5 separate regions of the Mus musculus genome follow, and all the other regions are linked to region 1. The links are chromatin loops, found by intact Hi-C in ENCODE. Cell type or tissue: left cerebral cortex. All regions are shown on one strand. Region 1 overlaps Prkn (parkin RBR E3 ubiquitin protein ligase). Region 2 overlaps Prkn (parkin RBR E3 ubiquitin protein ligase). Region 3 overlaps Prkn (parkin RBR E3 ubiquitin protein ligase). Region 4 holds the start of Pacrg (PARK2 co-regulated). Region 5 overlaps Prkn (parkin RBR E3 ubiquitin protein ligase).

Region 1 (5,000 bases):
CCCACAAACACCCAGAGTTAGGGGTCACCTGGTGTCACCTTACAGGTATTGGACCCACTTGGAAGCAGATAGGGATGCTGTCTTGTCAAGCAAGCTGGCTTCAGTTTTGTCCTGCTTCACAGTGGGTACTGTGCTCCTTGCATTGAGGTGGGAGGAGCCTCCTGTGTGAGATGAGGACTGGATACCCTGATATCAAATAGGTACGCAGCCTTCAGATAATGTGGGGGTCTACTGTTACACACACTCCCGGGCTTGGGGTGAGTGATGGTTACAATTGGCAGGAAAGAGCCACTGCTCAAGCTGACTGTTGCCTTGCTGGCTTTAGTATCTGCTGTGACAGCAGGATCTATCCACCCTGCAGAGCTCTGTGAGGATGGATGGTCAGAACTGAGCCTTAGAATGTCATTCTTGTGGCTCCCCTTGACAGATGTCCTGGCCCAAACTTTCGGGGTATCAGCAATACCCTCATGGGGTAAGTCTGCCACTTGAGATTAGAATTAATGTCTCCTGGGCTTTGCGGCATTGAGAAATACCCAGCAAATCTCATGAAATATGAACTAGGAAAGGAGTTAAATATGCTCTAAGGGAAAAGCAGGAATCACCTTTCATTAATACTTTGAAAGAAATTAAAGACCCGGTCTATTAGCCTGGTGGAAGCTGTTGACGGTCGTGGGTGGATGTGAAGAAAAGTACAGATTCCCAGGGAAAGGCTGGGGGGCTGCCTAAGACAAAGGGATTCAAAGTGGGACCTGGACGCCATCCCACTCCACACCCCCTATGGAAGCATGCTCACCCGGCTTCCCTGGCTCTTGTTTACTCTGTGACACTGCGATCAGAATTTGTCACTCTGGGAGTTACATCTGATGTTACAGCCTGGAGCAGAGCTGAACCAAAATAAACAATCTGCTCTCTTCTGCTTAGACTAATAGGACAGTGATGTAAGGCCCTGCACTGAAGTGCTTCCCCTCCCAGCGCTGCGGCCCTCAGTGGAGCTACCGCGGGAGATGGGAAATGGGAAGTGGGGCTGGTTTCCAGTGCTGGGGAGGGTTGGGCAGGGCCGGTGGAAGTTTCACATTTGCCTTGGTCTGTACCCGGTGGAGTCACCAAGATGGGAGAGTGAGCTTTCAAGCTGCAGACGCCGAAGCCTTTTTCATTGAATTCTTCCTGAGCCTGGTGACCTCCGAGTCTGGATTCTGTGCACACGCAGACTAGCTGTGGGAGTTTTCATTATAACTCACAGAGAAGGTGGGCGGCTTGCAATGCCTGTAGGTTTAAGCTGCCCACAGAGGCATTTCCAGTTGTCTTAAACACTCCATACATGGCACACAGCGTGCGTGCGCACACACACACACACACACGCACGCACACACACACACACACACACACACACACACACACAGGGGTGAGGGCGGGCGCTGGGGAGGGAGAGATGCTTGCTAGCATTTGCCATTCTTGCTGGCTTTAGCCACTGAGACAACAGGCTCTAGACAGCGCTCCTACAATCGGCTTCAGGATGGATTTAGATCATCACTCTTCAAATTCTGTCGGGAGCACCAAGGGCTCTCTCCTGCCCTCCTCTTCCTGTCTCTCCACCTCTTCCTCCCATGACTCCCTCACCCCCTCTCTCTAACTCCCCACCATGTTCCAGGAATCTCATATTCACCTGTAGCACACACAGGCTCCTGATGCCAGTGATGTGAGTTCCCTAACCTGTTTTCAGCCCTGATGCAAGGGAGTTTCCATATATGATTGGGTTGAAACTGTCAGCCGAGTGGCCTGGATTGAGTCTGGCCTCGTACATGCAATCAGTGTACAGTTTTGTCATCTCATGCTCAGTGAAGTGTGAATGAGAACACAGTGAGCTTGCACGAACAAGAACGGAGGTAACATAGGTTCCCTTTGATAAACAGGTACTTTCAACCTTCAGCGTTTTCTCTGAGTTGTGAAGGATATGTGGTTTCAAGTCTCTGAGTGAGGGCTTTCTTCCCTCTGAAATAAACATTATGATCAGCTAAGATACCTGGGAGGAAAAAAATGTGGGAAGGAAGACTTCCCATCCACTTGTAAGCTCCTCTGGCCACTCCCTCCCCCGTCACATCCCTATGTCTGGGAGAGCTGTTCGGTTCCTAGCTTCTCAGGCTTTTCTGCTCCCAAGCTTCCATAGAGAGTGAAGCTATGTGAACCCCAGAGTTACTGATGCCACATCTGTGAATCGGGTGAGCCCATTCAACTGTGGATCTGGCTCGCCTTCCTCCAATGCAGTTCTCGCCCGCACCCCTGTGACAGTCAATGGCTCACACTATTAACTCATTCCTGCTCCCCCTCAGCCGTGCTTCTAGACAAATCGGGGCATGGGGGTAGGGGGTGGGTGTGGCACAGGGCAGCCAATTTGTTGGTGACATCCTAAGGGGAAAAAAAATGTGCTGTGGCCAGTCTTTTGTTCCAAGTGATGTCTCCTTCAAACATCCTCCAGCTTTCTGGATAGGCTGATGGAAAATTCCCTGGTCTGCAAGTCTGTGAGCTTTTCCATTCTTCAACTCAGAAAATGAATAAACAGGAAGAGAAGACAGAAAGAAAATACACCGTTCTGCCCCTAGGTGGGGCCACTGCCCACATGTGCCGCGTGTCGGTGCATTAAAATTCGCTTTTCTTGCAGTGAGGCCAAGTTCAGGTAGCAACGGAGAACTGATAATGTAAAATGAACTTTGAGCTGCTGTAAGAAAGTCTTCAGTCCCACGGACCTCACTCATAGGTCCTAGGACTCCTTGAATTCCCCTATTTGTCTTTTAAAACGTATGTCCTTATTCAAGCATAAACGGCTGGAAACACCCCAGCATCTGTTCTCGAAGGATGGGCTGTGGGCAATAAGAACCTAACAGCAGGGAGATAGTTTACAAAATATTTGGTCAAACAAAGGCGAATGTCAATCTGTCTGTCTGGGGGATAGGTGTGAGGATCCCAGAGCCACTAGCTGCAGCAATTTTGATTAAAGGAAGTATAGGAATAACTGCTCATACAGCTTTCAGCCTGTGAGTTCGACCTATAGTCTGTGGGGGCACATGAACCCCAGGATACCTATGAATGTAGCCTGGTACAGAATTACAAACTTCCTTAACACATTAGAGGGAGAGACTCTATTTTCTTACTGTCTTCGTGAATTGATTGTGTGGTTACAAGATGGAGGGTACATTTGATTGGGGTTGGGAGAAAGGAAGGCATGGCGGACAGGGTAGCTTGATGTTGGTGGCTGAGATGCCTCATCTCTGGAATGGGAAACAGAGAAAGTAGGATGTGCTACAGGCTTCTTCCTCTTTCCTTTCACTCTTTTTATTCACTCATGGGCTTTGCCCATAGAAAGGCTTTTCACTTCACTTTGCTATCACAGACACACCCAAGGTATGCTTCATTGATTCCCTGAGTGGTGTTTCTTAGTCCAACCGAGTGAACAAAGTCAACCTAACATACCAGGATATTAAGAAATTTGTTCAGGGCTGGAGAGATGGCTCAGGGATTAAGAGAACTTTCTGTTCTTGCAGAGGACCTGATTTCTGCTCCCAGCCTCACAGTTACCTAGAGCTGCAGCTCCTGGGGCATGTCACACCTCTGGCTTCCGTGGGTACCTGCACTGGTAGTCAGGTACAACCCTTTATGGAGACAAAAGGATAAACAGCAGTGTGGAGGGGTGAGAAATGGCAGGAAGCACAGGGAGGAATCTGTTCAATATACAATATATACTTTAAAGTCTGAAACCTTTAGACATGAAAGAAAGAAATTTCTCTGAAATGATCCCATAAACTCTTAACACATGATCAAATTCTAAAACCTCAGCTTTAGCCCTAAAAAAAAAAAAAAAAAAAAAAAAAGCCACAAAGGTGCCTGCTCACGGGAGGCCTTGGGACTGGATCTGTGCCCCTCATGGTCCAGAAAGACTTGGGTGACCACCCCAGAACACCTACATTTGACCTTGTCCTTCCAGCCCCTGGCACTATAGAATCCATTCTCATTATTCCTCCCTAGCAAGGCTGTCCTGGGCTGTCCTTATGTGAAATGTTCTCTAGACCCAGTCTAGATGGCAGCCCACAACTCAGAAATATCTCTAGTCATCTTTCTTCTTCACCCTGGTGCCATCAGAGCCCTGCAGAGCGGGGACCAGTGGCCTTGCTAATCTGCTGCAGGACAGTGACATGGCTGTTACACTGCTGTAGAACTGCAGTCCTAGAGCGAATGGCACAGTGGGTACTCTCTTCACGGACATGGTAAGAGTGAGCTGTGACAATGGAGGAGTGCAGGGGCGGCAACCAGAGTGACCAGGCAGCATGCCCTAAGTGCAACATCTCCAGAGCTTGAAGTGATACACTGGAGCTGTACCGGGCCTGGGGTGGGACAGTGCTGCAAGTCAGCGGAGAAACAGAGAGAACAAAGCCACAAGAGAAAGAGATGGGAGAAGGAGCCCCGTTATCAGGAAACCATTGTCGACACGAGCTATGGTGCCTCTCAGAGGGGATCTGGGGAACCTGGCTCCGAGGGCAGCAAGGGTTCAATGGGAAGAGATGGAATGAAAGGGAGACTTTGAGGGAGGCTGGGGGCTGGACCACCAGAGCAAGGAATGGCAAGAAAGAGTAAGGACAGTCAGTGCACATGAGGCGTTGAACATGTGGCCAGCCTGTGGAGGATGCTGGAATAGGCAGGGGAGGGACTCTGTGGAAGGTTCACTGCAGTCAGAAAGTGAATCATGGGAAAGCACTCTTCCACGGTGACAGATTGTAGAAAATATTTCATCTCAATTGGGGCTTCTAAAACTCCATCTGACCATTTAGTTCCTGGATAAAAGGCACACATGACCTTTATGTTTACAATGAGCTTTAATTAGCACAAGAGCTGGACAGATATCTAACCTCTATGCTAGCATGTCTATTTCTCAGCCAATAAGTCCATTATAAAATTTGCCATGTTTTGTCTGGGCTGCTCTTAACTTCAATTAGCCAGCCCACATGGCCATT
Region 2 (5,000 bases), 450 kb after region 1:
TGCTGGACTGGTCTTGCATTGCCCCACTCATGCCTTAGGCTCCTGAAAGCTGGGATTGCAGGTTTAATCCCCTACATGTAGCAGTTCCTCCTTCATATGGTCTGTGTCATACCAAGCCAGTGGTTCACAAAGCACCCCAATGCACCTCATCTGTCGTTTCCTCCTAAAACATTACACGATGAATGGATGTGTGAACACCATCAGATTGTTTGCCTGGAAGACACTGTTGGTTGTAGTGAGAACTTAGATTTCTTTAAAAACCCACTTATGTTATAGAAATATGCTTTCCTTTTTTTACTACCAGGTGCCCAGGTGCAGGATACAGGCCTGCTTCAGTTTGTCCACAGCAGTTGACTATGTCTCATGCTCTAGGAGGGGTGTGGTTTTTGCCAGCCGCAGATAGTTTAATTCTGGGGACTCTGGAAAGGGAATAAATGCCAGCACCCCAAGAGGGGCTGGAGAAGCTCTGAGGAAGGAGGTGGCTGCTGCTCCCACTGCTGCTCCCAGGTGTTGTTGTTACAGTTTGTCCGGAACTAGAAGTTGGAGATACCCTGATGATGAAGATTGGACTGGCCCCAAGAAACATGACACCACCAATCAACAGGAAGTAGTCTGTATTTTAGCTGAAAGAAGCCCCTTTCCCCTCTAATGTTCTTTCTCTCCAACCTAGTATTGGGGGGGTGGGGCTGGAAGGGCTCATGGTGGATTAAAGGTTGGAAGGGAAGTAGAGGTAAAAGAATATAATAAAATAGCCAAAAATAGCCCCAAAAAGCACCATGGTATTGGTTGTTGCTTTTTGTTTTAAATATGGTCCTGGCAATCAGTTCATGCTAAGATTGGCTCTGTGAGATCCTTACATGCATTCTCCAGACGGTTTTACCTCTGTTCTGTGACATTAAGGAAGTCATGGTGTGTAGGAGGTGCCCAGAGCTGTCACATCTGCTTGCTTACTTGGATTTACAGAGACTGCCCCTCTATTATCTCCTCATAGGAACAAGAAGGGCTCGCTGTTATCTTGGCTTCCAGATACTGTGGCAAAGAACAGGAAGATGGATGGTAGATAGCAGGTGACACTAGAGAAAGAACAGATGAAGTGCACTGAACCCTGCAGCTAGGCATTCCCCAACATGCACGTATGCAATCAAACATGTGATCTTCTCCATCAACTTCCTAAGCATCTGACAGGAGTGCTTTCTGTGCATTGGTGTTTGGAAAAGGCAATGGGGGCTGCATGCGTGTGAGGAAGATGAGAGTTTTAGAGTACTGAGGGACATGTGGAAATGTAGACAGCTGACGTGTTGGTTTCTTGAGAAGTTGCAATGTTACATAAGGCCTCTGCTTCTGCTTCAGACAGAGCTGAAACTGCTCATTACACAGCACAGGCAGGGAGCACTCTGGAAGGCTCCTCTGCAAGCATCTGAGGGAGAGAGAGGAAAGCCGTCTCAGGAGGCTATTAGGGATCTGGTCTTCTGGCCACTCAGACTCTGGCACCTTCACAGCAGTTCTGACTCAGAATGGTGCCGAACTCAGTCCTGTGCCAGTTCAGCCATCTGCTGTCGCCTCACAAACGAGGAACAGTGGAGAAGGAAAGTTCGTGTTGGCGTGTCATGTGCACCCACTCTGCAAACTGTGTGCGTAGCTGTGCTTCATGTAATACCAAGCAAGACTTAGGGTTTTTCTTTTTTCTTTTTTTCTGAAGAGCATATTGCACAGTACTTTCTGGAAATGCTCCCAATGCTAGATACATGTCCCATTTGCATAGAAATATATGGTCTTTGATGTGCAGTCTGCAATGTCTGCAGAGAGTCTGAGATCAGAGGTTCCTCATTTTACCTGCCTTTTATGCGTCAATATCCACTCAGCGAACTATCACACTGGTGATTTGGAGGCATTATTTTAATTCCTAATGTAAATTTATTTTTCAGCAGATGTGGCTCTGAATCTATTATATTAAATGAATGAGAGAAAAGCATATGACATCTCATTAGTTACTAGCAGAAATTCTGCCAAGGGGGTGCTGGGTGTTCCATACTGGGGCAAATGGGATAGACCAATCTGCAAATTCATCACTGATCTCTCTCCCAGATGAGGGGAGGAAAGAACATTTCATTACATTGGGCATTGGGATGCCCAGCCCCACCAAGTGTTCAGGAATGTTTTACATGTCCCTGACCATCATCATTCCTACAACACTAGTTCTAAGCATTTGGGGTATCTGAGGCCATGTCCTATTACACTGTGGCTTACTGCCCCTCTCTGCAGCATTGCTCCTTCCTGCTGCTTGGTAGTGACCAGATGGGGCTTGCCGGAACCTGGGTACTCTAAGGTCACACACAGATCAGTTTGCTTTGCTTTGAGCAGTTGCTTAAACACAACAGAGAGAGCCAGGAAGGGTTTGGACAAGCTTCATTCATCATTGTGAATCATAAGCACCTTGCACAGAACATCCTGCTAAAAGTCTCTAACAGAAACCTAAAACGGGCACAGAAAGACAAATCTTTCCAAGAACCAAACTGTAGCTGGAGGTTCTCGTAAGACCCATTCATGGCTTTCTTAACAGCTCTGTAGGATCCTGGGAATTCCACATACCTGGAGAGCTTGGGGCCATGATCAGCACCTCAGAATACAACAACCTTCCTCCACACTTATCAAATCTGTCTGTCTGTCCGGTTAGTACTGCGAAAATAAATGAATCATTGCCTTATCTTCATAGCAACTATATTGATCATTTAAAAAATCATAGCTGATGTTGGCTACCCATGGGAGCTTCCAGGGTGAAGGTCAGAACTTTCAGGATTTGAAGCAAAGAAATCCAGAAGCCGCAGTGTGTCTGCGAGTGGGAGGATACAGACTGATAGAAGCAGTCAGTGTGCATCCTTCCCAATAGAGATGCTGATGACACTGACTTGATTGCAGATTGTGACTCCCTAATGCATCTCACCACACTAACAAAGGCACTGATTGCACATAATGGGGGTAGAGCTTTCCATCCACAGAGGATTTATTTAACCTCTGCCAGTGTTTTTTTGTCAGGCTGTTCACAACTCTTCATACAGCTCTTAGCTGGCTTATCACAAAGTTCAATATATTTTTGATGCACGGGATTTCAATGTTGTTAGCATATAGAAATGCATCTGTCCTCCTACTTGGAGATTTGACAGATTATCCTGCAAACTTGTGTAGCTTCTTTTTCTGACACTTTGCCTGCTTAGTCACTTTAGACTGAATGACGTCATATCATTTCTCTCTTCGAATTCTTGCAGCTTTTTGTTTAGCTTTTACCACACTTCAGTATCAGTTATATTGGCCCAACTGTATTCTGTCCCAATCTGAGACAGACTTTGAGCATTATCCTACAATTTTCTGTTTTAAAAATGACCCTTTTTGAATATTAGATCATGCTACTTCCTTATGGTTAGTAAGTCCTCAGCTGTAAGTGAACGAGAAGTTATATTACCCCTCTTGGTACCTTCTGAGATCATAGTACTCATTTTTTCTTCTGTAAATACAGTGAAAGATCACCAATTCTCCTGTGTCCACTCAAAGAAGTGTGTGGAGAACAAACCTGCAGACACAGTTGCTTTTTCTATTGACAGTCTTGAGTAATATTCATCTATGATTTTCCTTTCTTTATTAATCCTATTAAATTTAGGAGTTTAGGTAATCAAACTATTAGTTGGAATAGACATCTATTTTTCAATGCTGAGTAAAAAAATATCCTTCTTGGAGAAATGATTTGGTAGGAATTGTGTGTTCCCAAACAGCTTAGCAGCTCATTTGATGGCTGTGCTACAGCTATGAAGTGGAGTGCCCTGCAAAAGCCACCGTTCTCTGAAGATGTTACACACTAACTGATTAACAGAACTTAGTGAGTAGGTAGAGCTGGGATGCTGCAGAACAGAAAATTATCTTGGCCTACCCTTGGAAACCTTAACAGGCATTTATCACATCATCTATTTGAGAGTTTGGTATATTCAGGTAAATTTTTTTAGGTTGTATTAAGTTAAACTAACAACCTAAAGTAGAGATTCATACTTCATGGGAACTTTTCTTACTGGATGCTTCTCATCAATGTATTTAGTAAATACTTTGATTTGATACTTTTTTTTAGATCTATGACTAATAGACTCATAGGCTCATGGCTCAGAGGTTAAGAGCTACTGGATACTCTTTAGAGGAGCCAGGTTCAGTTCCTAGCACTCTATGGGAGCTCATAACCTCTGCAAATCCAGTTCTCAGGGATCCAAAATTTGCTTCCAGTCTCCACAGGCACTGCAAGTACATGGCGCGCAGCAGGCAAAACATTCATAGACATACAATGGCAGTAAAAACTTTAAATCAATGGTATCTCACTTAAGTTACTCCCATGGTAGAATATGCCATTCACGGAAATCCAAACTGGTGTCCCAGGGTCATAGCCGCTTAAGTATGGCTCAGAATTAAATTATCTCTTATTCCCTTTATAGTAAGAGTTGGGTTTTATGTCTTACATTCATTATGGAAGTATTTATAATTAGATAATATCTTAAATGAAGTAATCAAAATGTATCGATTCATTTTGATGTTACATACATCTATGTTAATAAGTATATATATTTACTGAATTAAATTAGTTATACCCTATTCATGTCTTTTAAAGCTCTTAATTATTCTAAATTCACTTTTTTCCTAATACTGTTTATTTGGAACTGTTTTACTTATATGAGTTTTAGGGGACATTTACATTTTCTTTTTATTTTGATGTGACAACTACAAACTTTATCATTTTTATAATTCTCTTTGCTTGTCAGTCCCTGATTCTAACTTTATTACTTTTTACTCTGTTTGAGAAATTTCATTTTGTTGTTGTTGTTGTTTTTTTTTTTTTTTTTTTTGATATCTTATATTAGAGTCCTCGTTTTTTGGCTTCTGTTCTTCTCTAGTCAAACCCAAAAATCCATGCTTACAAATTTGCTCTGAAGGGCCATAGTGGCAGACACCTAAGGGTGTAGCTTTACTGT
Region 3 (5,000 bases), 260 kb after region 1:
CATATGCAATAGTGTCTGCATTTGGTGGCTGATTATGGGACGGACCCCCAGGTGGGGTAGTCTCTGGATGGTCCATCCTTTCGTCTTAGCTCCAAACTTTGTCTCTGCAACTCCCTGAATGGCTTCTTATGGACTTATTTTTTCTTCCTAAAACCAGGAATCTATTTTCCATGTCAAGTTGTAATTATTAACTGAAGTAGAAGGAAGGGCATTTTTAACCCTGAGTTTAAAGTCATACATTTAAGGACTTAGTGATAACCAATGTCCATGTATGATCATCTTCCATATTCTTATGATAGCAAGATAATTAGAGTTCATTGTCTGATTACATCATCTACAAAACTTGCAATAAGAATGGTTGTGATGTAGTTGGACAAAGAAAGAATGTACTGATGATGAAACAAAGTGATCATAATTAATGCTATAAAAGAAAATCTTAAGGTAACATATTTGGGGTTGACAGGGACGCCAGATAGATTGGTATATACCAGCCTAGATGACCATATACTATCATGTCACATGCAGATACATTGAATGCCACAGTTTTGCCAATCTCACCTCTTAATTTGATCTTGTTAGTCATCCAACAAAATACCCATTGGATAATGATCTCTCTGGAAACAATTCATGTGCAAGTAAGGAATGCGATGAGCAGTTTCCCTGTGTTGAGCGAAGTTCATGATCTACTTTAAATAACCAGCATTTGCTTTTCAAACAAAGACATCTAATGAGCTGGTCCCTGGTGACTCTTATACTGAAGACTGATGATTTGTGAATTCATTAACATTTGCATTTCCAAGACAATGGGCTTGAAAAGAAAAGACTCTATAAGTTGGGAAACATTGTAACATATTTTCATCTGGTTGGGACTGGCTCTTTTTAGAAGGCATTGCCTTCCTTGGCCAGGGTTCCATGTCTTGACCACAGAGCAGATTTGAATCTCGTTGTTTCCTTCCAGTTGAGCAGAAGAGAGACATAAGCATCACCTCTCTAGACTCACCAGGGAGAAGATGCTTCATAAGTGGCCATCCTAGGGATCAACACAAACTATTTTTCTCAGAGTCTCTGTTTCCCTGCTTCCCTTGCTTGTGTCAAGCAAGACTCAGATGAGCATAGAATGAATGTGGTGAGTGGCTGGTAGGTACTGAATGTACTGATTCAGAGGATCAAAAGCAGAAGGGGGTGAACTTGGCATTCTAAGAACCATGGCAATGCTTTCATTAGCAAGAGCTGTCTGTGAACATAATACATGCCATCGCAAAAAGCATTTGACCCCAATGCTTTTACTTTCCTGACACAGCAATGGCAGTTTTAGCTGGATACATAAAGGACTCCATAGAGAGCACGGCTTTCTTCTGCCTCGCAGCTAATGGTGGTCGTCACTATTGGTAACTCGTGTCATGACTCCTAATAAAGGGAAGCTGGAGGATGGCTCAGTGGTGAAGAGCACCTGCTGTTCTTGCAGAAGACCCAACATTGGTCCCCAGCTCTCACATGATGCTCACAACCATAACGCCACTTATGGGGCATCCTATGCCCTCTTCTGACCTCTGTATACATCAGGCATGCAGGTGGTACATATACATAGGTAAAATATTCACATATATAACATGAACATATAAACCTGAAGAATTTTTTAAATTACAAAGAAAATACCTGACCAAAGGAGGCAAGGGGTCATCTCGGCTTGCAATTCCAAGGGATACCACCCAGAATGAAGTGGAAGGAGAAACAGCGGGATACAGAGGTGTTGGTTATCATGCATTCACACTCAGAAAGGAGGCAGCAACCGAGGCTGATGCTCAGCTTCTTCTCAGCTTTCTATTCAGCTAATCAGTTGGACAGCTAAGGTGAATCTTCCCATCATGCCTATAACCTAATATGGACATGCCAAGAGATTTGTCTCTCAGGTAGGTATCCTTACAAGTCACCCATCCATACAAACCATCACACAGTCTGACTAGGCCACCTACAGTCTGTAAGTGGAAACAATGTTAAATATGGAGTCAGACCCACTAAAAGGAGCAAGCAGCTTGTCTTCCTTTTCTGGAACATGGGGCTGAAGCTGAATCACTACTCGGCACTCATTATGAGAACAACAACCTAGGCATGTTGCTGACAAGGGATGAAGGAGCCTGGGGCTGACACAGCAAGAGAACACATCAGCTTTAAGTTGGACACTATAGACTGTTAAAAGCGAGACAAAGTTCTACCAGGATTAAGCCATAGTGCCTTGTGACACTGATGCAACCATGGCTTTTCCTTGTAAACTAATGATATACATGTTCTGCCTTACTTAACCCCCAGGGAAGATCCTCAGCCCGCCCCAGAGCTCAGACACGATTGGCAAAGCATTATATTAGAAATACTACAACATATCCAAATGTAGAAAAAAGTCTAGACTGGACAGAGCTAGGAAGGGGCATGGCAGTGTGAGGGAATGCCTCTGCCATTCCCTCTAAATGGCACAGAGTTCTGGGTAGTAACATAATTATGAGAGGTACCAACCAGTGGTTTAAGAATTTAGGGGGTCTGAGGTACAGTCTCATGTCATCAACAATGAGTACCAGCCTAAAGGACAAAGAGTGAGGAAGGCTTCCTGTCAAATCCTGGTCAGAACAAAACCTGACAGGGTCTTTTAGTCCAAGTAGGGCCCAGGAGTGCCAACAAGCACTAATGTGCAGGGGGTCAAGGCAGCAGGAGGGAAGGAGGAGCCTGGGGAGTGGAATGACACTGGGAACTGGAACAATGGGACATTTAGCTCCAATACACATACCCTATAGATGGGTAATTAGGCTTTTCTAGAAAATACTATTTGATTGATATCTAGGTTCCTTCATTGGGTGAGAACTTCCTTCCAGGTAACGTTGCCAACCCAGGCAGGTCCCCGTGCCCACAGTGTGCTTCTAGGAAAGGAACTGTTTCCAGCAGGGTGGAAGCAGATAGGTTCATCCTAAAACAATGATGATAGTGATGAAGACCCATTGCAGCAGTAACTGGAGCTTGAGCAAGTCTGCCGCAGACATGAACATCTGTCTGAAGATACTGTACCTGAAGATACTGTCAATTTTTTTTCAATTTTTTAAATTTTAATTAGGTATTTTCTTCATTTACACTTCCAATGCTATCCCAAAAGTCCCCCATACCCTCCCTCCACTCCCCTACCCACCCACTCCCACTTCTTTACCTTGGTGTTCCCCTGTACTGAGGCATATAAAGTTTGCAAGACCAATGGGCCTCTCTTTCCACTGATGGCCGACTAGGCCATCTTCTGATACATATGCAGCTAGAGACATGTTTTTAATGTGCATTTAAAATCCGTGGGTTCAGGGGGGGTTTCCGTCTGCTGTTTTTGCTCCTGATGTGTTTGCTGCCCAAGAGTGAATGTGTAAGCTTTTCAGGGGGCAGAGTCTTCTGCTCCCCACACAGGAAGCTTGCAGCGGCCCCTAGCAGGATTCCTTTCAGGTAAAAAAAAAAAGAGCATCAAAGCTGTGATTCTGAAGGAGACACATTCCAGAAACCTGCAGACCAGACGTGGCTTCTGGCAATGGATCCCACTCTGGGGAGGAAAGGAAATCAGCATGATTTTATAAGGTCCTGCCTTTATGAGGGTTGATCAGCACCTCAATCATTCAAATGCTGCAAAGAAAGCTAACGATGCCACCTTTGCCTGCCGGCTGTTTGCAAGGCAGGTTGTGCGCTGGTTTACTACAGGGAAGGAAGGCAGCTTATGTGATCCAGCCTCTCATGGGCTTTCGGAACACCGGAAGCTGGGAAATAGTCCTCTATTTTAAGGAACCTGTCTGGATCCCATTTCTCTCTCTCTCTCTCTCTCTCTCTCTCTCTCTCTCTCTCTCTCTCTCTCTCTCTCTCGTGGTGTATGACGAGTGGAGTGATTGCTAATCTCCATTCATGGTGGTCAGATATCATAACAATACTCAAATGCCACCCTGAACAGTGAGCCATAGAACATCATCCAGTTTCCAATAAAAGGGAGGGAGAAACAGACAAGGCTAGAGATGGTCCCTCATGAGAATCGGTATGGAGCCGGGAGAGGGCATGAAGCCGAAAAGCTGCCATAAAGGAGAAGGAACAAGAGGTTGCCCACTAGGTCAGCAAGCATAAGAGCTGCAGAAGTCAGCAGATGACCTGAAATGTGTGTGGTCTCTTCCCTACTGCACAGGAAGCAGACACGCCATTACTGTAGGAGCTGAATCCCTGGGAACTGTAACTGCGCTACGGGGCTACCTGGTTGGCTGAAAGTTTGTCTCAAAGCTTGGCTGCCATCAGATAACAGGTGCGCTGGTATTCCCTTGCTCCACTCCCAAGGGCATCTTCCTATAAAACGAAATTTCATGCTCAGCCAAACTTTAGAAGCATATGATTTAAACATATGCCAGTCTCTTTCTACACGTCAGCAGCTTCTCAATTCCACACGCACACACCACCACCCCATTCCCGTGGAAACAGCTCTGGTAGCAGCTTCGAAGGATTTGTTGCCAAGTGGTCCCTTCTCTCTGTCTTCACCATAAAACCTTTAATGAGACAGCAGAGCAGCCCCCGAGAGCTGAAGTGATGATGTCTTACAGGGTGGGGTTGTACTATGTCTGAAATTATTTTCAGAATTACAATAGAGTTTTCTCTTTGCAAACATGTGCCCCAAAATATGTTACCATGGACCATGAGCAATGAACACAGGCTGATCCAAGTCTTGCCAGCTCTTAAGGAAAAAGAGAATGTGGAAAAATGCTACAAATCTAGATATATCTTGAAATGGTATCAAGTGATTTGATTAACTTGGAAGCAAATTTTTAGCCACACAATGTGATAATTCACTTTCTAATATAAAGACATGATAAACATTGCCCAAATCAGGGTTATAATTAATTTACACTGAATATTTTACTAAAATACAAATAAAAACTTCAGGAAATACTATTTAAACTATTATATAAAACAGAATATTAGCATACTTTGTGTAGTCTTCATACACATACACA
Region 4 (5,000 bases), 770 kb after region 1:
CAATGTATCATTTTCAAGCCATGGAGCTTTGGATTTTAAAAAATGCAGACTTCAGAAAAACCTTTAGAAATAGGACTAACATTTGTAAAGGCATAAAGTTTTTTCAGAGGCTTTGGACCCAAAAGAGACCTGAATAAAATTATATAAATTCTTCTATACAAATGTTTTGGAGAACCCATTTTGTGACACAAGGGCACCTCAGAGCAGACAGTATCAAGACGTAGAGTTGCTTTCACCTAAAGTCATTGAAGCACAAGTAGCAGTACAGAGTACATTCAACTACACCTACACAGTCCAAGACTTAAAATTCCCTGCACACCAGTTTAAAACAAAGCTCGACTTTGGGCCAAGAGTCAGTATTGATGAAATAGTTACAATGACCAAGCATTTTTTTCTGCTTATTCCATCCTTGTATCCTTGGCACCTCTTGATAGCACCAGACACATAATGTATGCTCAGCCCTGGGATTTGCTTTTGTAAAACTCAATCAGTATAAAATGAATGACTCATCCTAAAACTCCTTTCAAATTAAAATACTCTACCCTTTATCAATAGAGAAGACAATTTAGAAAGAAGACACTTTCTGGCAAGTGATAATAAATGTATGCTAACACTGAGAGAGAGGCCAGGACTCCAAGTCACCAGCACGCCTATGCTATGACTACTGAAAATGTATTTAAAAGGCAGGGTACTTTCCTAACCAATAAATCTGATAAAATTGAAGAATAGGCAGGAATTAATGTGATTTTTTAAATATGCAAACAGTTAAATTCTCGAAGTGATTTTAAACAAGATATAGGAAATAATATTTTAATCAATTAAAAAAAAACAATACTTTTGAATGGAGCCCAAGGTCTTCTGCACCTTAGAATACTTCACTGAGCTACAGTTCTATTTTAAATATCTTCTGTAACATGGGGTTTTAATTTAAGAACTTTCTTTTTCAATTGTATGGGTACTCGTGTGCTTTAATAGCTGATATTATCAAATGCCTAAATGTATAGTACATTTAGAACAATTCTCAATTGTCACTACTAAAAATCAATTTTAAACACAAAGAAGTGCTCATTTTTTTTAAATTTAAAAAAAGTTTTAAAATAGGTGCTCAAAATTATGTTTTTCTCAGTTAAATTTTCTTATTATGAATCCCTTCTCCATGCCTCACAAAGGCAGACTTTTCATTAACTTCAATAAAATTATGGTTTAACTCTCTCTAGGTCAAGGCATTTAGCATGTCAATCATAATCCAAATGGGAGATGTAAGTACTTTTGAAGCCATCTCCATGACAAGAAGGAAACCCTCTACTTTGAAACAACAAAAGGAAAATTATTTTATGGGCAATAAAGTATTAGTCTCCTTTCCTCTTATTTGGCCAGGAAGCCAATCCAGAGGATTCTTCTCAGAGCAAGGACTTCACTGACAGAGTGCAGTATTTCCTTCACTAGGAGAGTACTGCAGGGGGAGAGAGCTCAAGTACAGAAGGCCTCAGCTCTCAGTAGTGCTATGCAGAGGAAGACACTGCTCAGTCCCTGGAGCTATTTGTGTGTCCTTTGCTCTGTAGCAGATCTCTGTGCAGTTCCTGTCGGCCCTTGTTTCCTGTTCAAGGATTAGTCATAAAAATGCAGAACTATTCCTCCCAAAGCTTCCTCCGGATTGGGTTCCCTCTCACCTGCTTTAGGTGCTGTCACCACACCCAAGCCTCCAACCTGGCAATTCAGAACTTCATGAAAATGCGGCCACCAATAATATTAGGCAATACAACTAGTTAAACAAAACAATGTAACATTGTTTGTGTAGGGTTTTTGTTTTTGAATGGAAGTTCCTTTTCATGGGGCAGGGGACAAGGATACAATCATTTGTGTTAAAACGCACACTTATTCACCCTGTAAAAAGAGTAGCCAAAGAAAGAAGAGTTTTAAATCTGTCTTCTATTTCCCTGGTTTTTATTACTAATTAATTTAATTGTAACATTCAAATGGCACAGTTCTTATTAAGAGGGCTCCAGGTAAATCTAAATAAAGCTGGCTAAATTGTGTTCCATCCTAAAGTTATTAATATAATAATTTATGAGACTTTAAAAATAGTTTTAAGTTTTAGGTCTTAATTTCCTATATTTATATAGCCTTAGGGGACATTTGCTTATCAAAATCATCCATGAACTAGTTTAAGTTGAAAGAAACTAAACGTGTGTAATTGTTTTCAAAATATGAGGTATTTCTCTCTTGTAAAATCTGTATTTTTTTTCCTAATCTGTCCCACTTGGTTCGCACTAATCAGTTCAGATTTGGGTTTACAAACGACTCTTAAGTAAATGTCACTTAAAAGCTTAGTGCCATTCATAAAAATGTATACTTTTTTTCTTAATTTAACAAGTTTCCAATTCATTCATCCAAAATACACACTGCCCTATGGAGGGAAGAAGCAGCTAGACACCATGAGCGTGCACCTCTGCTTCCAGGAGCATCTTAGCTGCCTAGCATGACTCTCAAGAGGAAGAGAGGAGGGCTGCACACTTGTAACATTACTTTTATGAGTTAAAACAGACTCGGCTACTTTCACCGTGTAACGCATTTACTTCATAAATGCACCTCTCATCCATCTTCTAGACACATCTCAAATAGACCGACTTCAGATGTGCTTAGTGCGATACCTGTCAGGCATATATCACAAACAAGTTCACTACATCTTCAGAACATCACTTGGATGGGGGCGGCGAGTCTACAGTAACGAAACCTCCAAACGGGAATGTGCGCTAAATTATGCATTTATTTCTACTTATCCCGGAGGAGAACCCAAAACGTGGCTTCACATATAACATCTCTGTCAGGGAGGTCCTTTCCAATCTGCCTACTTCACACTGCTTAGAACAACCCTAGTGGCCACTTCCAAAGCTGCACTGGTCAAACTGCACCCAGTCACAAACTGTAGTGGGGGAAAAAGCCATCTTTGCAGTTATCTACTCGGCTAGTCTTTCGTCTCAGATCTCCGAGGACACATTTAAAAAGACAGAACTGAGGTGCGATCTCCACGAGGCAGATGCTTTCCTGAGATTTTCTTTAAGTCCTAGGGTGTGTGAACTCGCCCTGAAGTGAAGGACAGCTTGACCGAAACAGACCTGGGCTGGTCACCCCGTGGAGCGGCAGGGCGAGCCCCGCCGTCGGGGGTCGCAGTGGAGCACGCGGGTGTCCGTGGGGATACAGTCTTCAGCGAGCTAACCTTGGCTAAGGCAGGTTGGAAACTCATACCTAATGCTCTAGCACACACCGGACCAGGCTATGGGCGGGGGGGGGGGGGGGGGCGGGCCGAGGAAGCCCACAGAGCGGACGGAGCGCGGCACGCACGCCTCCGCCGTGACACTGACAGGTGGCTCGGGTCGGCCCCCGAGGATCCCACTCGGACCCGTGGGGTGTGACGTGGTGCCACACACGGACGCGGGGCGGCGCGGAGAGATTGTACCTGGCAGGCACCCACGTACCTATCATGGTCACCGGGCGGGTGGTGGCTGCGGGTCGAGAAGGACCTACGCGGGCACTGGCGCCCGCCCGAGCCTCCCACCAGCGTTTCTGTCAGGTTTAGTCATCCAGGCCTCCTCCCCCTTCCCCTCGCGAGCCAGGCGGGCGCAGTGCGCACGCGCAACCACCCGCCCCTAGCGCGAAGCCTGCTGGGAGGCGTAGTTTTAACCCGTAAGATTCGCCTCCGGCAGCTGCAACTGTCTTCGCTGGTAACCTTTTCCGGAAACGCTCGTCACGGAGGGGCGGGACTAGCGTCTCCTAATGTTGACTAATCGCTTAGCAACCGGGAGGCTTACACCTTTGGAAGCTCTTAGAGACTCTAGCCTCGGATCCCAGCCCTCTTCCCGCCCCTCTCCTCCCCTAAACTCCCTCCACCTTGGTGCTGCCAAACATCTGGATCTCCCTGGGCAGCACGAGGGGTTGAATTTCTACCACTAGAGCCTTTTAGAGTGTTTTCCCGACCCCCTGCTCACTTCTGTAAAAGCCACTGGTTTTTCTTCCACACCTCTGATAAGAACAAGACGTTTTCTAGGAAGAATGTGGTAGAAAAAGAGACCCTGACCTTAAACAAATGCCCAGACAAGATGCCGAAGAGGACTAAACTGCTGCCACAACAGACGTTCCAGGTGCACCAGCCTCGTTCCCTGGTTTCTGAGGGCTTCACAGTCAAAGCCATGATGAAAAACTCAGTCGTAAGTGATCTTCCTCGATTGAACGCACTTGCTCCGAATCAGGGGACATGTGGTTGTAGAGGATGACAAGCCCTGGGTCCTGGTACTGTTTACCAGAACTGGCAATGACTCGGTCAGTAGCAGACTCTGCCCGACAGTGTGCAGAGATGTAGGCTAGGTGGTTAAAGAACCTTTGGGGCAGGCGATGTACTGAGTTAGCGTATAAGCACCTTCTTGAGCAAGTGTGCTTTCTCCACTACCCCAAATTACACTTAAGCTGTTTCACTGGTAAGGGGGAAAAAAATCCTTATCTTTATTGTAAACTTAGTCCACTCAGTACAAGACCTTCTGGAGTGAATGCTCTTAGAAGTCATAGGCTTTCAAAATTTAACACGAACCAGTATGAGACACATAAACTCATCAGTAATATATACTAATTTATCTCATCTGGGACATTTTAGAATGCCTTAGCATTTACTCAGCAACATTCTGACAAAAAAAAAGGTATTAACCTGTTAAAGTATTCAAAAATTACTTATGTGAAGACTGGTTCCTGATAGGCCTTTTAAATACATTTTAAACAATATAAGCTCTATTTCAAGTGTCTCTAATAATACAAGCCCTATTTCATTTTTATGAGTTGTGATAATACAAATAAAATATTCTTAACACGAATAGGGGAAAATATTCAAAGGCACACAAACGGTTTAGCTATATGCCTAATACTGCTTTTCAATCTTCTTGTTTATTAAATACCATATGATTTGGTATGCTAAACCATGTTTGTCTACTGAGTGGGCACCTGTTTAGGAGTGT
Region 5 (5,000 bases), 360 kb before region 1:
CGTGGCTGTGAGCTGCCCGGTGGGTGCTAGAAATTGAACCCAGGTCCTCTGGAAGTGCAGTCAGCTCTCTTAACCCACCAAGCCATCTCTCTAGCCCCAAGTTGTGACTTCTTTGGGAGCTACAAGAACCTTTCCCAGTCCTTATACAACACCAGTGGGCAGAGAGCCTGTATATGAGGTCAGAAGTACCTTTCTGATTTATTTATGGGAATTATTTAATTTTTGGACAGGAGCCTCTGAGGCATAGTATGGAAGGTCCCATCACTTAAAAATTCTATTCGACTGCTGATCTTCTGCCCCCATGTCTCCTGTCTACATTTCATCAAGTGATTTAAGCTTGACATATACATGTGCAACAGGGTAGAGAAGGGTTTAGCAAGCAATCGGTTCATCAACTAAAGCTAGTGGAGGCATCACGAAGGCCCAGGCACCTTGTTTTGGGGGATAGAAGCCAGAGTGGGGTGCTGCAGTAAGACCTGAGGGAGAAGAGGGGTTCAGGGCAGGCAGGAGGACGAGTAGCTGGGGGTGGTATTAGGGTTGTCTCAGATGACAACAGACTGGGAAAGGAACAACTGGGAGGGTCTCAAGGCTACCTGTAGCCTGGCCAGCCAGAAAAGGCCAGGGACTTCCTGGTTCCATTATTCCCTGGTCAGTCAAGCTGAGAGAGAAGCTGTGTGGTCATTCATGGATACCAGGATGGTGCCAGACAATTGATATACGAGACTGCCCCAGCTCTGGGTGAATTAATTTCTTTTTAAAAGGGGAACCTGTCCTGAGATGGGTGGGGAAGAAGTATCTACAATGTGAAGGCAGATGGGGTGGCCCCCCTGCGGCCCTCTGCTCCTGTTGTCTTTAGAAGAGTCTGCACGCAGGAGATGAAGCAGTGGAGGAGACAGGACTTAGTGAGGGGATGGGGCCTGAGACGGGAGGCCAGGAGGAGAGAGTTATTGCCATCCCCTTTCCTGGTGTGAGAGGATCCGGAACGTCACATAATTTAATGTGCACATCCTCCCTCTTTGCTGCAAGGGACTCCCAGGGGCATATACTGATCCTGGTTCATTCCTCCTCTGATCACAGTGGAAGAGGAGACACAAAGCAACATGTTCTGGACGACTGAGGCAGCTCCTAAGGTCCCAGGCTTTGCAGCACCACATCCTCTGCCTGAAGACTGTTTTCTCAGGCCTGAGCTGGTGAGTGTTCCGTCACTGTCAGGTGGTGGAACTCTATGGGTGGTCCTGGCCTTCCAGGCTCTGCTTAGATAGCAGAAGCCTGGGGGCTGTCTGGATGGTCCCTGACAGCCATCCGCTTCCCCTGAGAGTTACTACGACAGTGTTCTCCCTTCTCTTCCCCGGACCAGAGTTCTGAATGCTGAAACCTCATTGAGGAGACTAGCTATGGAAAAATGTATACCAACTTCCAGACTTTTGGCTGAGACTTTTTTCTTTTAAGAAGCAGAAAAAGGCAGGTAATGCGAGCCTTCTGTTCAGCGGCGTTTTCGGTATTTCATGGCCACTTTACAGTGTGCCGATGAGCTTGATATATATATATATATATATATATATATATATATATATATATATTTTTTTTTTTTTAAATGTCTTCTTGGTTTCCCCTTCTCTGTGTATTTTTAATGGAAAAAAACCATTTTTCACTTGATGAAGCTCAAGACTCAACAGGCATAAAAGACAAATTACCCCTCCCCAGGTGAGGCCGATTTCTGCAGAGCAGGATACAGAGGGCAGCGTGGGGAGGTCTTTAGTCGGCAGTGTAGTGTGCACACGTGGGAAATTAGTGGGAAATCTGTTTCTTCTGACCTAAGGTTAGAAGGCCTTCCTTAGGCGGCCTTGGTGGTCTAACTATGGGACAAGAAGGGGCACAAACACCTTCACCCCAGAGCAGTCAGAATAGGGCTTTCCGAGTGTCTCCTCTGTGCTGGCGCTCTCTCCTGCAGCTCCAGAGCACTCAGTGAGAACCTTCGCCAGCCTCTGTGCCCCTGTCCCTTGTCATCTGTGTTCTGTGCACTCAGCCATGGCCAGGGCTTGACCCTACCAACCCTTAGCTAGGGAGGTCCTGGAGCTCTGCAGGCACACTGGCAAGTCCTGGCCTTGACCAGCTGTGTCCAGCTGTGCTCCAGCTGCTCTTGCACATGCTCACAGATTTCCTGCTGGGAACCCTTCCTTTTCCCTCTCAGTGTTCTCCTCCACCGAGGTCACATGGCGGTACTTAGGGGACCAGAAGAACTCCTTCATGTTTCCTTGGGTCATGGCCACTCTGCAATCACTTCCACACAAGAACAGTGGGACTGAGTGACTTCAGCTGACCGGTGGCCCAACAAAGTCTGAGACAGTCACTTCTCACCCTTCACAGCATGGTCTGCCGACCGCAGTCCATCATTACCCACCTGGCTTACTTACTGTCCTGTGGCCGTTCCTCCACTGTGAACACCAGAGGGCAGCAGTGTCTGGCTCTTTTGATCCCCAAAGCATTTCAAATGTGTTCTAGAACTGGTACCCGGTGCACAGATAGTACCCAGTAAGGATGGATTGGCTGAGCAGATGAGGTAAGGGATGCTGGAGAACCTAGGCAGCCTGACACATACAAACACAGCAAAGAACTGCTCTTTTTCTGTCTCCTCTCCACCCGGTCCACCGCTGCCTGCTCTCTCACAAAGATGAGCTTTTTACATTAGCTCATAATGATGACAAAGGCTTCCTGAGTCTAATGGACTGGAGCAAGAAGGAAGGTGGTCTCCTTGGGTACTCTCATTATCCCTCTGAGAGAGCAGAAGCATCCATGATCTGGCTGTGTCTATGAGTGAGGTTTTCAATGCTATGTATATTCTGATGGAGGTGTGCTGTCATGCTGACAGGCTCCAACCCCTCCTGCCGGGGCTCATCCTTTGAAGGTCTTGCCTGTCTACACGCACAGCATGTGTTGGATATATAGGGGGGGGGAGATGGATGGGATGTATGGCATTGGAAGCCATGTCTGTAGAAGAAGCAATGAGAAATGAGAGGGGAGAGGGAGAGGGAGAGGGAGGGAGAGAGAGGAGAGAGAGAGAGAGAGAGAGAGCTATGAGCCAGGGAACCAGTGGGGCCAGCAACTCTGCCTCCTCTCCTGAGCCTTGAACAGATTGTGTTTGCTGGTGCACAGTTTTGATGGCAACCAGGTCTTACTTGTTTGCCTATGAAAACCATCTGATGGCTTCATGACCACGTGTCCCCGATTCAATCTGTGACTCAAAGAATATGAACTGACCTTCTCATGTAATGCTGAGGATGGGATTTGTTCATAAGAGGAGGAAGAGAAAATGAAGCTGTGTTGTTCCCAGGAGCTGGGGGGGGTGGGGGGGGTGGGGGGGGGTTCCTTAGGCATAAGAAAGTTGAAGTCATTGGCCTTTGTGATTCCCAGGTATTGGAGACTTTATCTGTCAATCAAATGTTTCAACCACCTCTGGGTTTTAACAGCCAGACTCATTGGATGGAAAGTGTGTGTTGTGTTTTGTAAACTGGCAGTATAATAGGGCAGGAGGGAGCACCTCAGAGGGGCAGCTAAGGTGTTCCCCCGAGGGATCACCACCAGGCAACAGGCCTTGTACAAAAGGAGGTTTATTGGGGGGAATGGAGGGGCACCTGGAAAGAGGGAAAGGCAGAGCAACGAAGGGGGTAGAGAAGGACAGAGAGAGAAGAGAGAGGAAGGAAGGACAGAGAGAGGAAGAGGAGACAAGGCTGGCCAGGGACATGTGGGGAATTAGGAGAATAGAAGGTGGAGATAGAGAAGGGCACACACACATGAAGGGGGGGGCAGAGAGAGAGAAAGAGAGGGAGGGAAGAGGGAGTTGGAGTAGGTGAGCAGTCCTCCTTACACACCAGGTTGGCTTGCACCTGGCAGGCAGCTATGCAAGCTGTTGCTAGGTAGCTCTTGGGTGGAGCCTAGCAGAATTATCCCTAAGCCAACGGCGCAGGCTTTTGTAAATTAACAATGTGCAATAAATTCCCCGGGCACAGGGCCCTGGGTGAAGCTTAGCCAAGGACAGAGAGAAACTTGGCTTTTCTGCCCTCAATCTAGCTGCTGGGTTTGCCCCTGACCCACAGCAGTGTGACCTATCAGGGGTCTCAGAAACCCTGGGGACTGCAGCCACCTCTCATGGGATCCAGCCAACTTCATGGGCACCTGGCAGAGGGTAACAAGACGAGTATGTAGCCACCTGTATAGCTACTGCGTCTAGACCGGCTTATTCTCACTGAACAGCCGGGGGGCTGGTAGCTGTCCTGAGAAGACATCGGACAGATCCATGGAAATGCTTAAATCTCAAGGCTGCCGAAGCAGGGTGGGGGATTAACTTTGGAAATGTTGCTATGTAAATGGTTTAAATGAACAGTGCCTTTGGAGCAGCCTCTGCTGATCGATCTGTTTAACCAAAGGAGAGAAGAAAAATTGGTGACTGAAGCCAAAATTCTTACTTGGCACCAGCACAGAAGAACCTGCAACAGACAAGCCGGTTTGTCAGAAACCCCAGGGATTTCCGACTTACCTTTGTCCAGAAATGTCCTCTGCCTCTATCTACCTGTCTGTCTCTGTGTCGTTTTAGTTTTTTTTTTTTTTTTCAACTCTAGTGTTACCTCTTTCCTCTCTCAAACAGAAGCATTTGACATTATTTTGGGCGGTCATATAACAACTGAGAACAGTTGCTTTTTTTTTTTTTCCTACAGATACGTATTACTCTGATCTACCTATAGATGTCACTGTTCATTTATGACAAATCATCCCCGGAGCTCAGGCAATTACCTCGGCTAAAATAACAAGCGTGTTTTCTGGAAATAAAATAACCAGCAAGTACCGAGAGAGAGGCATTTTCTCTCGCAGGTGTCTCCAAATCAAAGCTGAGGTGCGAACAACAATTCACTCTTTCTCCAGGCCTCCCACACAGTGTTTGCTTCCAGAACTTCAGCACCGCAGTGAGAGCTAGCTCTTCCTGGCCTGGCAGTCCCTCAGCCCTA

The links. Hi-C counts contacts between places; a loop is a spot of excess contacts. Peaks named below come from ENCODE experiments on the same cell type or tissue, not always from the same donor. Only the 100,000 strongest peaks of a DNase experiment are listed, where the experiment ranks them.
Region 2: a loop joins it to region 1, with 3 times the contacts of the local background. A loop is called at or near these places in 2 of 42 quality-filtered maps.
Region 3: it touches region 1 in a loop (2.4-fold over the local background); 2 of 42 quality-filtered maps call a loop at or near these places.
Region 4: it touches region 1 in a loop (2.1-fold over the local background); 2 of 42 quality-filtered maps call a loop at or near these places.
Region 5: a loop joins it to region 1, with 3 times the contacts of the local background. A loop is called at or near these places in 5 of 42 quality-filtered maps.

What each region holds. Positions count from the first base shown.
Region 1 is chr17:11,609,248-11,614,247 of GRCm38, reverse strand. The region is part of intron 6 of Prkn (parkin RBR E3 ubiquitin protein ligase); the gene reads right to left. Among named protein-coding and RNA genes, the nearest start is that of Gm41525, 53 kb to the left of the region's middle. In left cerebral cortex, a CTCF peak has its summit at 2,597; DNase peaks (open chromatin) are centred at 1,352 and 2,585; H3K27ac peaks cover 2,050 bases.
Region 2 is chr17:11,154,262-11,159,261 of GRCm38, reverse strand. All of the region lies in intron 2 of Prkn (parkin RBR E3 ubiquitin protein ligase), which reads right to left. Among named protein-coding and RNA genes, the nearest start is that of Gm41526, 23 kb to the right of the region's middle. In left cerebral cortex, no CTCF peak of the experiment used is centred here; DNase peaks (open chromatin) are centred at 940, 1,568, 2,485 and 2,915; H3K27ac peaks cover 3,023 bases.
Region 3 is chr17:11,354,001-11,359,000 of GRCm38, reverse strand. The region is part of intron 4 of Prkn (parkin RBR E3 ubiquitin protein ligase); the gene reads right to left. Among named protein-coding and RNA genes, the nearest start is that of Gm41526, 220 kb to the right of the region's middle. In left cerebral cortex, a CTCF peak has its summit at 1,986; DNase peaks (open chromatin) are centred at 2,001 and 4,438.
Region 4 is chr17:10,838,966-10,843,965 of GRCm38, reverse strand. It overlaps Pacrg (PARK2 co-regulated), which reads left to right and starts at 3,775. Exons shown (of 5, transcript NM_027032.2): 1 at 3,775-4,205. The coding sequence starts at 4,098. Prkn (parkin RBR E3 ubiquitin protein ligase) reads right to left here and starts at 3,607. Exons shown (of 12, transcript NM_016694.4): 1 at 3,477-3,607. The coding sequence starts at 3,483. In left cerebral cortex, CTCF peaks have their summits at 2,893 and 3,682; DNase peaks (open chromatin) are centred at 2,901, 3,680 and 4,146; H3K4me3 peaks cover 2,104 bases; H3K27ac peaks cover 1,494 bases.
Region 5 is chr17:11,972,598-11,977,597 of GRCm38, reverse strand. All of the region lies in intron 9 of Prkn (parkin RBR E3 ubiquitin protein ligase), which reads right to left. Gm46604 (a long non-coding RNA gene) reads left to right here. Exons shown (of 6, transcript XR_001782243.2): 2 at 1,078-1,190; 3 at 4,713-5,000. Among named protein-coding and RNA genes, the nearest start is that of Gm52293, 56 kb to the left of the region's middle. In left cerebral cortex, CTCF peaks have their summits at 2,455 (motif pointing right) and 4,752; DNase peaks (open chromatin) are centred at 2,469, 4,357 and 4,872; H3K27ac peaks cover 674 bases.